Linked DNA regions of Homo sapiens: region 2 is linked to region 1. Evidence: read pairs that join two places in POLR2A ChIA-PET (ENCODE). Cell type or tissue: PC-9. All regions are shown on one strand. Each heading gives the region's core, and the rest is flanking DNA. Links, peaks and the distances in the headings are about the cores only.

Evidence for each region. Peaks named below come from ENCODE experiments on the same cell type or tissue, not always from the same donor. Only the 100,000 strongest peaks of a DNase experiment are listed, where the experiment ranks them.
Region 2: POLR2A ChIA-PET joins it to region 1 with 10 read pairs; 2 of 35 experiments call an interaction of 5 or more read pairs at or near these places.

What each region holds. Positions count from the first base shown.
Region 1 is chr14:74,785,362-74,795,977 of GRCh38, reverse strand. All of the region lies in intron 4 of YLPM1 (YLP motif containing 1), which reads right to left. Among named protein-coding and RNA genes, the nearest start is that of YLPM1, 27 kb to the right of the region's middle. In PC-9, for the core only: no CTCF peak of the experiment used is centred there; no DNase peak of the experiment used is centred there.
Region 2 is chr14:74,570,040-74,575,039 of GRCh38, reverse strand. All of the region lies in intron 3 of LTBP2 (latent transforming growth factor beta binding protein 2), which reads left to right. Among named protein-coding and RNA genes, the nearest start is that of LTBP2, 40 kb to the left of the region's middle. In PC-9, for the core only: CTCF peaks have their summits at 1,282 and 1,485 (motif pointing left); DNase peaks (open chromatin) are centred at 1,489, 1,849, 3,009, 4,509 and 1 weaker place; H3K4me3 peaks cover 3,091 bases; H3K27ac peaks cover 5,000 bases.

The DNA of each region.
Region 1 (10,616 bases), core at 2,546-7,545:
GGCACATCCTCCTCTTCTCCATTTCCTTTTTCATGCTGGTTCTGACATGGTGGTGAAATATCCAAGACCAGGTAAATCAGAAGGAACTGGATTCCTGAACCATCACCTAAGTCCTAAGAGAGAATAAACTTCTAACTTGTTAAAGCCATCTGACTTGGATCTCGATTATAACAGATAAATTAATTCAGCTGGTTAAGGAGTTTGGTGTTACCTTATAAGCACTTAGAGCCACTAAATATAGTCTGATTTTTAAAAGATTGCTTTAGCAGAAAAATAGTGGACAGAGACAAAAAGTTTAAAGATCATCTTTACAATTTGGGTAAGTGAAGGTGATGCCTAGTCTAAGGCAGTGACTGATATGAGAATGTAGAGGAGGGGATAAAAGTGAGAGATGTAAAATAAGGTAGAATTGATAGGATTTTGTCACCAGTAGAAATAAAATGATAGTTGTAAGGGAAGAATTTAAGATGATTCCAAGGTTTCTGGCTTAGGTGACTGAGTAGTAGACAGTGATGCCTTTCATGACTTTTAATGAGTGCTAGGAGGCTTTTTCTTTCATTTCTTTGGGAAATCAATGAAGACTAATAAATTCAGTGTTGGCAAAATATTTATTTCCTATCCCTGTGACTTTAGGCTTTGTTGTTCTAAAAGTCTAGTTTCAAAGAGACGAACACATCCACTAGGGGACACAACAAATGATTCCACTAACCTGAAGTTGAGACCCCAACTTTACTCTGAAGTTCCAAATCAAGAGGCAATGGAGAGGGTTACTGTATTCACTGGGGATAACTGACCCTAACTTTCAAGAGGAATTTGAGTGACTATTGCACAATACAGGTGAAGTGAAGTGTGTCTGAAATGCAAGAGATCCTCTAGGACATCTCTTAGTATTTCCCATGTCCTGAGATTCAAGTCCACGGAAAATTGCAAAGGGTTTTGTAGAACTGCAAACAGCAGAAGTAATTCAGAAAGAACTGCTAATAGCCCATATCTTTCAAGAATGAAAGCCTGGGTCACCCCATGAGGCAAGGAATCCGAACTGGCTGAAGTACTTACTTAGAGCAAAGGGAATATGGAATGAGTAGTGGAAGAACATATATACCAGCTATGACCACATGACCATTGCAGAAATATGGACTACAATAGTTACAAATATTTCTTCCTTAATTTGATATATTTGTGTTTAAATATGTGTGTGTGTGTGTGTGTGTGTATTAACCAAATATTTTTTGGTTCATTAGTTTTCTTCCTTATTATCTAACATGTGTTAATAAGAGTTAACCTTATATTTCAGTATTTAAGTTACAGAACATGAAAGAGGGAGTGTGAATCAGGTGGAGAAGGATGAACTAATATTATCTTAAAGACAAAAAAAAAAGACTTTGTGTGCTTTTCTGGGGAAAGAGAATGTTTTTGGTTGTCCAGCAATAAATGTCTCATGTTAGGTGTGAAAATCTCCCTGTGACCCAACCTAATCAGAAACATATGGGAAAGACTGCCAGGCACGGTGGCTCACGCCTGTAATCCCAGCACTTTGGGACGCGGAGGCGAGTGGATCACTTGAGGTCAGGAGTTAGAGACCAGCCTGGCCAACATGGTGAAACCCTGTCTCTACTAATAGAAAACTTAAGCTGGGCATGGTGGCGTGTGCCTATAATCCCAGCTACTCGGAAGGCAGAGGTAGGAGAATCACTTGAACCCAAGAGGTGGAGAATGCAGTGAGCCTGAGGTGGTGCCACTGCACTCCAGCCTGGGTGACAAAGTGAGACTTTGTCTCAAAAAAAAAAGAGAGAGAAAGGGAATTTTGGGAAATGGAGTTTAGCTCAGCCAAGTTGACCTTTTACAAACCCATTGCAAGGAACTCAAAAATACACAAACCCATAATAAACAGAGAGAGGAGGTAATCAGAAGATGAAAATCTTGTTTGTACATTCTGAAAGACAAAGAACAAATATGAGTGGTAACTTACAGAGCAGGAAGAAACCAGTTTAGAGTACTGATGGCAGAAAGGGATAAAATCAAAAGAAGGCTGGCTTGCCCAGAGAACCTCAGAGAAGGTCAGGATTCTCAGACACTAGGGGGTGCTAGGGAAGGAAAGGAGTAAAACTTGGGGCTAAAAATACGTAAATCTATATTCGGAACCATCAACCAGCCTTTCCTTAGGCTGAATGTCTCTTAAATCCTTGAATTTGAGAGTCCCCTAGCAGTAGTAACAGTTCCTTACCCTATTCACATAAAGCAGAAACCTGACAGGTAACAAGCCCCTCTCATATACACAGAGCTCCCAATCAGTTTGTCAGTGTCTTCCATGCTTAAACATAAATGCACAGCCAAGGATTGCTAGATATTTGAGGAACACGTCCAAAATGAAAGAAAAACTAAAGATAAATAAATAGGATCTGAATTTGGAGAAAACAGAATGCAAAAAGCAGAAAAGAACTTTCAACTCAAATTGTTATCCTCAGAGAGATTCTTAAAGAGACTGCATCTATAAATCAAGAACAATGTGCTATTTATAAAAAAGATCAACGCCAGAAGAACCACAGAAAAAAAAATTTCCAATTCTCAAAATAAAAGATGCAATAAAGGACTAGAAGTTAAAGTATCTCAGGAAGTACAACAAAATGTAAGATAAAAGGCACAAAGATAATCAATCCAACAGATCCAAAATCCTACTAATGAAGAGTTCCAGAAACAGAAAACGAGAGAAAAAAAATGAATGAAGAAATAGCACAAAGAAATGTCCCAAAGTTAAGAGATTCCAATCTCTAGACAGAAAGGGGCCAGCATACTGACTACTCAGTACAATTAATAATAAAACTAAATAAGCAAACAAAAAACACTGAAATTTCAGAATACCAGAGATTTTTTAAGTTTGGGAGAGAGGAGGTCACCAAAACAGGAAAAGAATCAGAACAGTATAACACCTACACAATGTGATAGAACAAAATAGAACAATGATCCTAAAACCTTGAGGAATAATTATCTTCAACATCATATTTTATATCCAAATTAGCAAGTAAGTGTGAGATTAGAATAAAGACATTGTCAGATACAGGACGACTCAGAAAATTTACCCCTCACCCACACTTCCTTAGCAAGTTACTTGAGCATGCACTCCAGGAAATGGAGGTACTGAATGGTAACAGGAAGCCATGAGATTCGATAAACAGCAAATCACATTCCGGAGGGTCAGCAAGGGGAATGCTGTAGTTAACACCCATATGGCAGAGTGTTGAGGAAGAACGAAAACTTTATTTTTCAGGACAGTTAAATAAATATGTAATATCTAAAATGTGTAAGTGTTTAAGTAGTGAAAAGGGCAACATAATTATTTAGTGCTATGAAGATGGCGACCAAAAGAAACAGCTAAATAATTGAAAGAGGATGCCATTGGCAAAAACATTTGGAGGGCATGGAGCAGTGGGTGGCCATTTGGCCCAATTTTTTTAAACCATGCATATGAATCACTTTGATAAAAATGTAAACTGTATCTCTTTAAAGGGCACAGAGAGAGGATTAGCTCTCATCAGAAGGGCCGCTTCTCCTGAGACTACAAGATTATGAGCATGCTAAGTAAAGCTAAGGGTTAGAAGTGAGATGTTTTACTGGGCTTGATAGGTAAACTTGATTTCCTGTAAGGCAGGAAGCTAAATTATAAATATAATGCAAAATAAAAATGTTTGCTAAGATTGAGAAAGCAGCACTAGAGTAGATGGTCTATGCGAAGTAGTGAAGGCTTGGCAGAGCTATAATGGGCAAAGGCGAAAGAAGGTGACCAGAAACTTGTCAAAGTATATACATCACAATGCTAAGGATGGAGAGTATATATTTACAGAAGGAAAAAAAAGTATGCCGCTTTAGGGCTTGTGAAGGTGTGGTTCCTTTCTCGGAATTACACTTATTAATTTAAAGTGCCTCAATAATATATCAGATCATTAAAGTTGTATAAAATCATTTGCTATGTATTAAATGTAGCAATTATTTGTTCACATAAGTGATAAAAGAAGACTATCTTCCACAATGTACAAGAGTCCATGAGAGACCTTATTAACATGTTATCTAGTATTCTAATCAAATTCTAAATATGAGCAAAGTCCCTTCCTAACAAAATTGTGAATGCCTTGAGAATTTTATCCATGACTGACATTTTGGAAGAAGCAACTTTCACTGAACACATACTGATTGTCAGGTAATGAGCTGGTGCTAAAAAGAGAGTCATGCCTAACCTCAAGGAGTTCACTGTCCACAGGAAGAGTGAGACAATTAACTCAACAATTAGAACAGAATTTGATAAATATGGAACATGTTTGTCTTGCTAACCAAAGTATTCCCAATGTCTGATTTCATTAAATAATCCCAATCTGTAATTACTGAAGTGCTGCCCCAGGGCAGGAAAAATAGGAATAAATAAAGCAAAGAATGGCAAGAAGGGAATTCCAGACAAAGAAAAGAGCATGTGTAAAAGCCAGAAGAAAGGACAAAGGAAGTAGGAGGCATTAAAAGGTGTGCAGATAAGAGGACATGGCAGAAGGGTTGAAAGGGTAGGGTGCTTTGTTTTCAGACCAAATTGCTGATCAACAGCCAAGGCCCATCATTTTATTTTCATTCTGGGGGCCAGAAATTGTTGAAACCATTTGAAATACACTTTCAACACTACATATAAATGGCAAATATTTATCACTATTTGATTTTTTTTTGTCCTTTTCTGAGACAGGGTCTCACTCTGTCACCCAGGCTGGAATGAAGTGGCATGATCCTAGCTCACTGCAGCCTAGACTTCCTGGGTTCCAGTGATCCTCCCACCTCAGTCCCCCGAGTAGCTGGGACCACAGGTGCCTGCCACCATGCCTGGCTAATTTTTTATGTCACCAGGCTCGGATAATTTTTGTATTTTTGGTAGAGATGCGGATTCACCAAGTTGCCCAGGCTGGTCTCAAATTCCTGAGCTCAAGTAATCCACCTGCCTCAGCCTCCCACAGCGCTAGGATTACAGGCATGAGCCACTGCACCTGTCTATTACTGGACTTTCAAATTTTCAAAGTTCAAAGATGTTACAAAATGACAGACTCAAAACCGTTTTCATTTATAAAACTAGAGACCTTTTAAGGCTTTGTAACAAATATATCAAGAGATACTCATATTAAAAATCTGTATGAAAATAAGCCACCTTTAAATATAATGAAATACTATGACCCTTTTGACATATAAAAACATGTATTTAAAATATAGTAGAAACATTACATAAATTCACTAAATACAATCACATAAAAACGCATGCATTGTACCTTGGTAAGATAAAAAGAAAAATAAGCAAATATCTGGTTTTAAGTATTTAGAAAGTGTTTATTTGTATAGTTAAGTGTGTTATAAATCTCTTAAAAAACCCCTAAAACTAGGTATAAATACCTTAGAATTATAAAAATTTCAAAATTTGATATAAAACTCCAAAATGTAAAAACCTAAGAGGTATGATGCAGTTATACAAATACTTTTAAAGAAGGTATTTTATGTATTATACTATTTGCAGAAACATATTAAAATTAACAAACCATGGGAATTACAAGATACCAAATTTTGGAATTAAATTCCTTCCTGTTTTCTTTTCACGTGAAATAGCACCTGTTTTCTAAATATGTATAACCAAGGTCCTAAAATTAAAATTCCCAAAGATAAGTTATCACTATAAACAAGAACAACCATAACAAATGGAAATATAAAGAAAACCTATAGCACTCACAGTCCCTTACTAATCCTAGTAAGATAGCTATAGAATGGAAAAAGTCCACAATTCCAATCCTAAAGCCAGTCAAAACATAGTTGTGACTGATCAGAAGCCTTGATATTATAAAGATTTCAATTCTTCCTCCAAATGGTCAATGGATTCTATGCAATGCTCATCAAAATTCTAGCAGGTTTTTGAAAACTGACAAGCTGATTCTAATAAGAATAATCAAGACAATCTAGAACAGGGGTCAGCAAACTATGGCCTATGTTCCAAATACAGTTAAAAGTGATCTTTTTTACATTCTTGAAGGTTTAAAAAAAAAAAAAGGCTGCACATGGTGGCTCATGTCTGTAATACCAACACTTTGGAAGGCCAAGGTGGGCAGATGGCCTGAGCCCAGGAGTTTGAGACCAGCCTGGACAACACAGGCAGATCCCATCTCTACAAAAAATAACGTAGCCAAGCATGGTGGGACACATCTACAGTTCCAGCTACATGGGAGGCTGATGTGGGAGGACTGCTTGAGCCCAGGAGGTCAAAGTTGTAATGAGTTGTGATCCTGCCACTGCATTCTAGCCTGGGCAACAGAGTAAAGACCCTGCCTCAATAAAATTTTTTTTAAATGTGAAAAAAAAAAAAAAAAGAAAAGAAAGAAAAATATTTAACAGAGACCAAATGTGACCCACAAGGCCTACAAATATTTACCACCTGGCCCTTTATAAAAAGCTTGCCAGGCCAGGGATGATGGCTCACACCGGTAATCCCAGCACCCAGGGAGGCCAAGGCAGATGGATCACCTGAGGTCAGGAGTTCGAGACCAGCCTGGCCAAAACAGTGAAACCCCATCTGTACTAAAAACACAAAAATTAGCCGGGCATGGTGGTGCACACCTATAATCCCAGCTACTTGGGAAGCTGAGACAGGAGAATCGCTTGAACCCAGGAGGCAGTGGTTGCAGTGAGCGCCACTGCACTCCAGCCTGGGTGACAGACTGAGACTCCGTCTCAAGAAAAAATAAAAAAGAAAGCTTGCCAATCCCTTATCTAGAAGCACAGAATTGGAGGACCTACACTAACAGATAAATTTATTGTAAAGCTACAGTAATTAAAATATGACACTAATGCAAAGACAGACAAATAGACCACAGGAATGGAGAGTCCAGAAACAAACTCATTTAAACATTGAATTTATGATGAAGTCACTGCAAAGTAGTAGGGATGACTTCTTCAGTAAATGGTGTTGGGGTGAACTGGATAGTTATTCGGAAAAAATAAACATTGACCCCTACCTCACGCTATATAAAATCAGTTTTATATGGAGTATTGATTTAAAAATAAAAGGTTAAAGAAATAAAAGAAGAAAAAGTAAATAATAATACTTGTAGCCTTACGGTTTCTTTTCTTTCTTTTTTTTTGAGTCAGGATCTCACTATGTTGCCTACGTTGGAGTGCAGTGCACAGCTCACTGCTGCCTTGGCCTCCCAGGCTCAAGCGATCCTCCCACCTCAGCCTCCCACATAACTGGGACCACAGGCACATGCCACCAAGCCTGGCTAATTTTTTACTTTTTGTAGAGACAGGGTCTCACTATGTTGCCCAAGCTGGTCTCAAATTCCTAACCTCAAGCAATCCTCCTGCCTCAGCCCCGCAAAGGGCTGGAATTATAGGTGTGTGAGCCACCATGCCCAGCTGACAATATATTTCTAAGAACAGAAAGGAAATGTGGTGTGGTAATTCACTTAGTTATTAAACAGGAAGGACCTTATCTTATCACATATTTTGTGGCAAGAACCTGGACCATCTCAATTTGCTAAAAGGATATGTGACAGAAGGCCAGGCGCGGTGGCTCACGCCTGTAATCCCAGCACTTTGAGAGGCCGAGGCGGGTGGATCACGAGGCCAGGAGATCGAGACCATCCTGGCTAACACGGTGAAACCCCGTCTCTACTAAAAATGCAAAAAATTAGCCAGGCGTGGCGGTGGGCACCTGTAGTTCCAGCTACTTGGGAGGCTGAAGCAGGAGAATGGCGTGAACCTGGGAGGTGGAGCTTGTAGTGAGCTGAGATTGCGCCACTGCACTCCAGCCTGGGCGACAGAGCGAGACTCCATCTCAAAAAAAAAGAAAAAAAAAAAGGGTATGTGACAGAATTATTTCATCTTTTAAGATGTTTGTGTGCCCAAATTTAATGGATGAAAAGAGTTTGTCTTTAACATTTTTTTCACTATCCCTTTATTTTTATTTTTGAGACAGACTCTCACTCCGTCACCCAGGCTGGAGTACAGTGGTGCAGTTCTGCAACCTCTGCCACCCAGCTTCAAGCAATTCTCATGCCTCAGCCTCCTGAGTAGCTGAGATTGCAGGTGTGCACAACCATGCTCAGCTAATTTTTGTATTTTTAGTAAAGACAGGGTTTTCCCATGTTGGCCTGGCTGGTCTCAAACTCCTGACCTCAAGTGATCCGCTCGCCTAGGCCTCCCAAAGTACTGAGATTACAGATGTGAGCCACCATGCCCGGCCCCTTTATTCTTAAATTCTGTAAATTATTTGTAAAATTACTTTAAACTTTAAAATACAAAGGGTCCATTGGACCTAAAAGGTAAACGGTAAAGACTACTTTTCTACTATACTGAGATCAAACTGTCTTACTGCAGCGTTTAGTTTCTTTTTTTTTTTTGAGACGGAATCTCGTTCTCGCTCTGTCACTCTGTCGCCCAGGCTGGAGTGTAGTGACTCGATCTCGGCTCACTGCATCCTCCACCTCTGCATTCAAGTGATTCTTGTGCCTCGGCCTCCCGAGTAGCTGGAATTACAAGCGTGCACCACCATGCCTAGCTAATTTTTGTATTTTTGGTAGAGCTGGGGCTTCACCATGTTGGCCACGCTGGTCTCAAACTCCTGACCTCAAGTGATCTGCCCGCGTCAGCCTCCCAAAGTGCTGGGATTACAGGCATGAGCCACTGTACCCAGCATGCAGCGTTTACATTCAAGTGCTCATTAAGAAAATAAAAAGTCCTGCAGTGAGAAATTTGTAATACATATAATGGATAAAAAACTGATGTGTAGAATTCACAAAGAACTCCTACAAAATCAGTAAGACATAAAACCTAGTCAAAAAATGGGAAAAAGACTTGAATCAGCATTTCATAAAAGAGGAAATACAAATTAACAATAATCAAATAAAAAAAGTGAAACCTCATTAGTCATCAGGGAAATGTAAATTAAATCCATTATCATGATACCACTAAACATCCACTAGGATTGCTAAACCTTAAAAGTTTAACAATACCAAGTGTTGATAAGGATGCAAAAAAACTGAAACACTGAAACACTGCTGGTGAGAATATAAACTGAAACAACCACTTTGGAAAAATGTTTAACAATACCCATTAACGCAGAACATGTATATACTCTATAATCAGGCAATTCCAATCCTTAATAGATATCCAAACAAAATTAAACACACACAAACAAACACATACATCTAAAGGGACACATACAGCATCAAAAGACACACAGCAGCACTTTTCATAATAACCAAAAAACTTCAATGACCATTAATATTAAAATGGATAAACAGATTGTGTTATATTCATACAATGAACTATTGTACAGGAACGGGAATAAACTACTACTACACACAACATGGATGACTCTCACAATAATACAATGTCAAGTGAAAGATGCCAGACTCATGAGTACATACAGTATTATTTCACTCACATGAAGTTCAAAAATAGGCAAAACTAATCTATGGCTCAGTATAGCAGTTATCTTTGGGGTATTAGAAAATAACTGAGGGGGATGAGGGAGATTTCTTGGGCACCAGTAATTCCTATTTCTTGATCTAGTAGTGATACCATGTGTGCCTTTTTTTTTTTTTTTTTTTTTGAGACGGAGTCTCACTCTGTCACCCAGGATGGAGTAGAGTGGCACGATCTTGGCTCACTGCAACCTCCGCCTCCCGGGTTCAAGCAATTCTCCTGCCTCAGCCTCCCAAGTAGCTGGGACTACAGGCGCATGTTACCATGCCAGCTAATTTTAGTATTTTTTAGTAGAGATGGGGTTTCACCATATTGACCAGGCTGGTCTCGAACTCTTAACCTCATGATCCGCTCCCCCCTCAGCCTCCCAAAGTGCTGGGATTACAGGCATGAGCAACCGCACCTGGCCAATGTGTGTCTTTATTTTGTGAAAATTCACTAAGCTGAACACTTAAAATTGTGCACTTCTCTGTTACGTTTCAATAAGTTTTATTATATGTGAAAAAAAAGGTCCTGGAAAACCAACATCCATTGATATGACAGTTTTCTGGACCAACGGTAGTCTTCTGGAAGACTGAGTGAATCCAATGATATACACAGTGTCAAAACAGCTCCCCTAGACTCTCAACAATGTGATATGTTATTTACATGTCATGCAGTTTTGTCACATGACTTTTTAGAAATCTCGTTTTTATAAAGCAGCTTAAATCTGGATTTTGCAAAAACTCAAAGCCATTTACAGTACTTTATTTGTAACAGCATGTTATCAGTAAATTTGTTTAGTTGTGTTCTAAACTCTTGTTTTTCTAATCAGCTTTGATTATTTAAAAAAAGTGGCTTCTCATATCAGTTATATGTTTGATAGCAAAATCTGAATTAGAAATACAAGAAGTTCACAGGTTTCCTTAATAGTATAGATTATTCTTACCTCAGTCTTGTTCACTCACTAACCAGCTTCCCACTGATTTTTTACCTAGTTACACTGGAGAAAAAGAACTATGCCTGGGTAACAGTCCCAAACTATACTCTATAAGGGCTGAGTGAGCAAAAGCAGCAGGGGGTGACTGAAATGGCAATGACATAAGCTAGTTAGGGGAAACGTTTTCAAAACAAGGTGGATAATGTGA
Region 2 (5,000 bases), core at 1-5,000, 220 kb after region 1:
CAACCTCTTCCTTTTCTCATGCTGGGCACAGAGCAGACATCTCTGGGTTGGTGAGGATGCCGAGCTCAGGCCTCTGAGTGCTCAGGGGAGGAGGCCCCGCCTTCTCCCCACATGGGGCACTGGGCAGATTCAAGGGAAATGGTGTCTGCTTTCTACACACTTCCTCCTACCTTCCCCCTTCTCCCATTTGAGCCTGAAGGCGGACATCTGGCCCAAGAAGATCTCAAACTCTCTGATGACAACCTAGTGACTCCCTTTTTTAGTATTCTCCCAGAGCTGAGGAATATATGGACCGCATCCTGGGTTTGGTTTCAGGAGAGGACTCCTCCCAGCCCTGCCCCAGGTCCAGCCCTAAACAAATCTCTGAGATACGAGCTATTCACCTTCTGTCCTCCCAGAGCCTACAGTTCGGTGATGGGGAAAGCTACCTTTTCCAGTTCATCATCATCATCTTCATCATCAGTAGGATTTATTGCACCCTGCTGTGTTTCAGGCATTGTGCTAGATTCCTACCCTATTCTTTTCCTCCTTGCTGTCCCCACTTTAGAGTCACCAGCTCAGTGACATGCAGGACATGGATGTTGTACAAATGTCTTTTGGTCAATTGTGTCGTGTCCAAATAGTGGAGTATAAATGGCATAGCACAGGGACCAGCACCCAGGAGCACAGGGGTGCAGAGGTTCCCCAGAGCTCATCATGGCCTTAGTGGTGTGCTTAGAATTATGGTTACCATGGCGGAAGTTTGGGTTAAGATTGACTAGCACTAAGGTTGTGGTTAGGGTGACATTCTATTTAACAGTACGGTAGTGGTTAGGGTAAGATTAGAGGAATAACTTTAGCAGTGCAGCATTAGGGTGAGGTTTTAATCTTAGGATTGTGGTCAGGGTTGGGTTAGGGTTATGCTAAAGTAACATTTAGGACTGTGGGTGTTTTCGATTGTATGTGTGGTTGTTGTTCTAACCCACCATTGATGGAGCCTTATTGAATAAGCTGACAGTTTACAGGCACCACCTAATTTAATACTGGGGACAGCTCGGCACAGTGGCTAAGAGCATGGGCCACGAGTCAGACAGATCCCGGTTCCACTTGACTCGGTTACTCCCCAGTCGTGCTATCAAGTGTGTTCTTTCACCTCCCCGAGTCTCAATGTGAAAGACTGATGATACCAATACTGGCTGCGCAGAGCTGTGGTCAGAATAACACAAAGGAATGTGGATAAAGTGCCGGCTCACATAGGTAAGTGCTCAGTACTCGATAGCAAATACTTTTTCTTGTCTGGGTCAGTTAGAGTTCCAGCAGGAAAGGGATGGCACACTCGATGTATTTATTTACAAAAGCACTGGCAGAGTCAAGAGAAAACAATGAATAATGGTGGAGTATCCCAGGGTAGTTACGTAGGCAAGCTCTTACCCTCCAGGTCTAAAGGGGCAAGGGACCAGCAGTCATAAGAACCCAGGGTAGCTCAGGCTATAGGAGAGGGCCATGGACAGGGCTGCGGCCTCTGGTGGAGGAATGCAGCCACTGCTCACCTGCAGTACCTGTTGCGAGGGAGCTGGGAGGATCTGCACCTCCACTCACCCTTCTCCTGCCCTCTGACCTCCTGCCACAGTTCCCCACTGATGGAACTGGACCAGAAGGCAGAGGGCAAAGGAATCTCCCAGGACTCAGAGTGGGATGGAGAGGGATCCAGGGGCAAGTGGAAGATCTTCAGCACATTTGCCAGTCCTTGCCATGACCCTGTGAGGAGGGTATTCCCATGACTCCCACTTTGCAATGAGGACACTGAGGGTAAGGGCGATTCCAGCCTAGCTCTCCTCGACTTCAGAACTTGTGATTATAGTCATTGTGCGAACCAGCCTCCAGGGCATGTGAGCGTAGGCAAGTGCGGAAACATCCAGCTTGGCTTGGAAACTGCAGAGTACTGGGTTAGGCAAGGTATCCAGCGTCTTTTCAGAAAACTACAGAAGTCGGTGAGAGCCTGGAGCAGCATTCGGCCTCATTAAAATGTTAATGTATACAGTTTCCAGCACCGGACTTAAAATAACTAGTGACAATAAACATTTCAAGCTTGTAGCTATGTTCATAGCATCTAGCCAACTTAAATCCTGTAGGATTTTTGTTTGAAAGGAAGAGGCTGGGAGCAATGAAGCAAGAAAAGAGAGGAAAGACTGGCAAAGCTCTTTTTCAGATGGCCCAGGGAAGGTTCGCCCCATCCGGCTGCTTTTTACAGAACTGGCTGCTCACTCAGTGAGGGTCTCCCTCTGCGGGGGTATGTGTGTGTATGCGTGTGTGTGTGGCGGGGCGTGGGTGGAAGCTGTGGAGAGAACATGTCTCAAAAGTCATAATGGAGATTTTTTCAGGCTCCGTGAATTCTCCTTTTGAGCTCAAGTTTTTCAAATATGTATCAGGTTTCACCTCTTGTCCAGGACATAAAGGAGGTTTCTGATTTATGGGTCCGGTAGTTTTTCCAGTTACTCCATCTTTAAATCTGCCATCAGTTAATTAATTTGCCACGGTCAGAAAAGGCACTGTGAGCTTCCCAGGTGAAAATAACTTTAGCAAAGTATGATCACAGTTTAAAAAAAAAAAAAAGGGAGGCATTCTGAAACATACACTTGTTTCCACTTGTGAAATTAACTGAATCAGTGTCTCGGCACTCCTCCTCCTCCCCCTGTCATGGCGCATGCACACACACACACTCTCTCTCTCTCTCTCTCACACACACACACACAGACACACACACACACACACACACCCCACCTCTGCAGAAGGGCTAAAGGGGAAGATTTAAACCTGGCAGGATAATTTCCCAGAAAAGGATTAGAAGGGGAAAATGGATTAACTGCAAAGTCATCTGATGACTGTGTTGTATGAGGCTGCTTGGGACCCAGAGGGGTGTATTCGTCTGTCTGTGTCTATCTGTCTGCAGATGACACCGGGAAGATTGCTAAATGATTCCCAATAATGAAATGTGAAAACACATAGTTGCTTTGCTAGCCACATAGCTGTGGTTTTGTGTCTGTGATTCATGGTGGAAGTGAGTAGCTGCGACAAGCATTCTGTGGGTTTTTTTTTTTCTCCTTATTTCTCCTACAAAAATATTTGTGAAAGGTCTAAAAGGAAGTGGAGTACTTTTTGAAAAGAAAAAAAATCCCTGTTCCTTGCAAAACAAAGATTACAGATGAAAACTTCTGGAGCTACCACATTTCTGCTTCCAGATGTCGCCTACGCTGCATTTTCCTCCTGGAGCCTCAGCCCTGCCCACGATGTAACATGTCCACCCGCGAGTGCCCGCAGCAGAGGCCACTTGAGGGAGTCTGCATCTGCAGGGGTCTGGCGGTATCCTCTCAAGACCCCAGCCAGGCCACGCCCTTCCAGGGGAGAAAAATTAATTCCACATTTCTTTCTTTTTTGATGTTCTTGGGACAAGGTCAGAGGCTCCACAAAATGCAGTAGCGTGTGAGGGCAGAATTGTGAAATAATTTATGTCTTAAATAAACCTGAGTTTGAATCTCAGCTCCACCACTTAGCTATGCAGCCTACAGTGAGTGATTTAACCTTGTGAGCTTCAGTGTTCTCATCTGTAGGCTGGGGATGATCATTGCTACCTTATGGAATTGTCAGAAGGATTGACTAATCCACGTAAGTGCATCTGGCACATTTTTGGTCCTCTATAAATGACACCCAGTCTTTTTTGGTGGGGAGGAGGATGGAGTCTCGCTCTGTTATCCAGGCTGGAGTGCAGTGGCATGACCTCGGCTCACTGCAACCTCTGTCTCCCAGGTTCAAGCAATTCTCCTGCCTCAGCCTCCTAAGTAACTGGGGAATTACAGGTGCCCACCACCATGCTCAGCTAATTTTTGTATTTTTAGTAGAGACGGGGTTTCACTATGTTGGCCAGGCTGGTATCGAACTCCTGACCTCAAGTGATCCGCCCACCTCAGCCTTCCAAAGGGCTGGGATTACAGGCATGAGCCACCGTGCCCACTCTTTTTTTTTTTTTTAATATAAAGAAAAGTGGTTTATTTGGTTCATGGTTCTGTACATTTGTTCAAAGTCTCACCGTACCCACTCTTACTTGTCCCCTGCCTCGGGGGTTATCTGAGCCTTTCAGAAATGCAGCAGCGGTCATCAGAAACTTTGAGAATTTGCCCAGAGCACTTGAAGGTGTTTCCAGACCTGGGAGGTTTCTGGTCACAGCCAAGGGTGAGCAGCAGGGTGGGGAAGGGAATCTCATCCCCCAGAGGCAGACAGAGCTCAGCCTGAAGACCCTGGCCCAGCACTTCCCTGCTGGGGATGACCCCGGGCAAGTTAGCAGGCTCCCTGTGCTTCAGTTTTCTCTTCTGTAAAATGGGGACACTAGTTCCTGTATCATAGGGTTGCTGTACTAATCAAGTAAATAAAAAAATAAAATGCCTTAGCAGAGGCCTGGCACATCATAGGTTGACAGATTTGGGCTGCTAGATTGCTGAATGGAAGCTTTCCAGGTTGGGGCCCTAGTTCCCATAGAAATCTCCTTTTGTTTATGGCCCCGGGGTAAATTTCCAGCCCCTGTGAGAGCGGAAAGGGCAGGCTGGGACTTTGGCCAGTTCCTGAAAGTGTATCTTTGACCCAGGTCCCTAGCTGCCTTAGTCTACAGTGTGCTTGTCGGGGCAGGCCCACGAGTGGGGTAAACACATCTGGAGTCAGGCCTGTGTTTGCTGTTCAATAAGCCAGACCTGCTAAGCTTGTGCATGGGCATGTGTGGGGGCGCATCATGGAGGGTGGAAGGGTCCTGAAGGCCATGAGCTGGGAACTCAAGGGTTCAGGAGGTGAGCATCTCATGGCCAAGTTAGTGGTGGTGAGATGTTTGTATACCAGGTTTGCTGTGGCTTTGGGAAAGAGTCCTAGCTCAATCCCCTCAGCCTAGGTGTCTCTCCTCCCCTTCCTCCAGCCCCTCCTCCAATCTCCTGTAGCACTTGCCAGGTCCCTAGGCCCTGCCTTGCATTTTCATTCCCTTT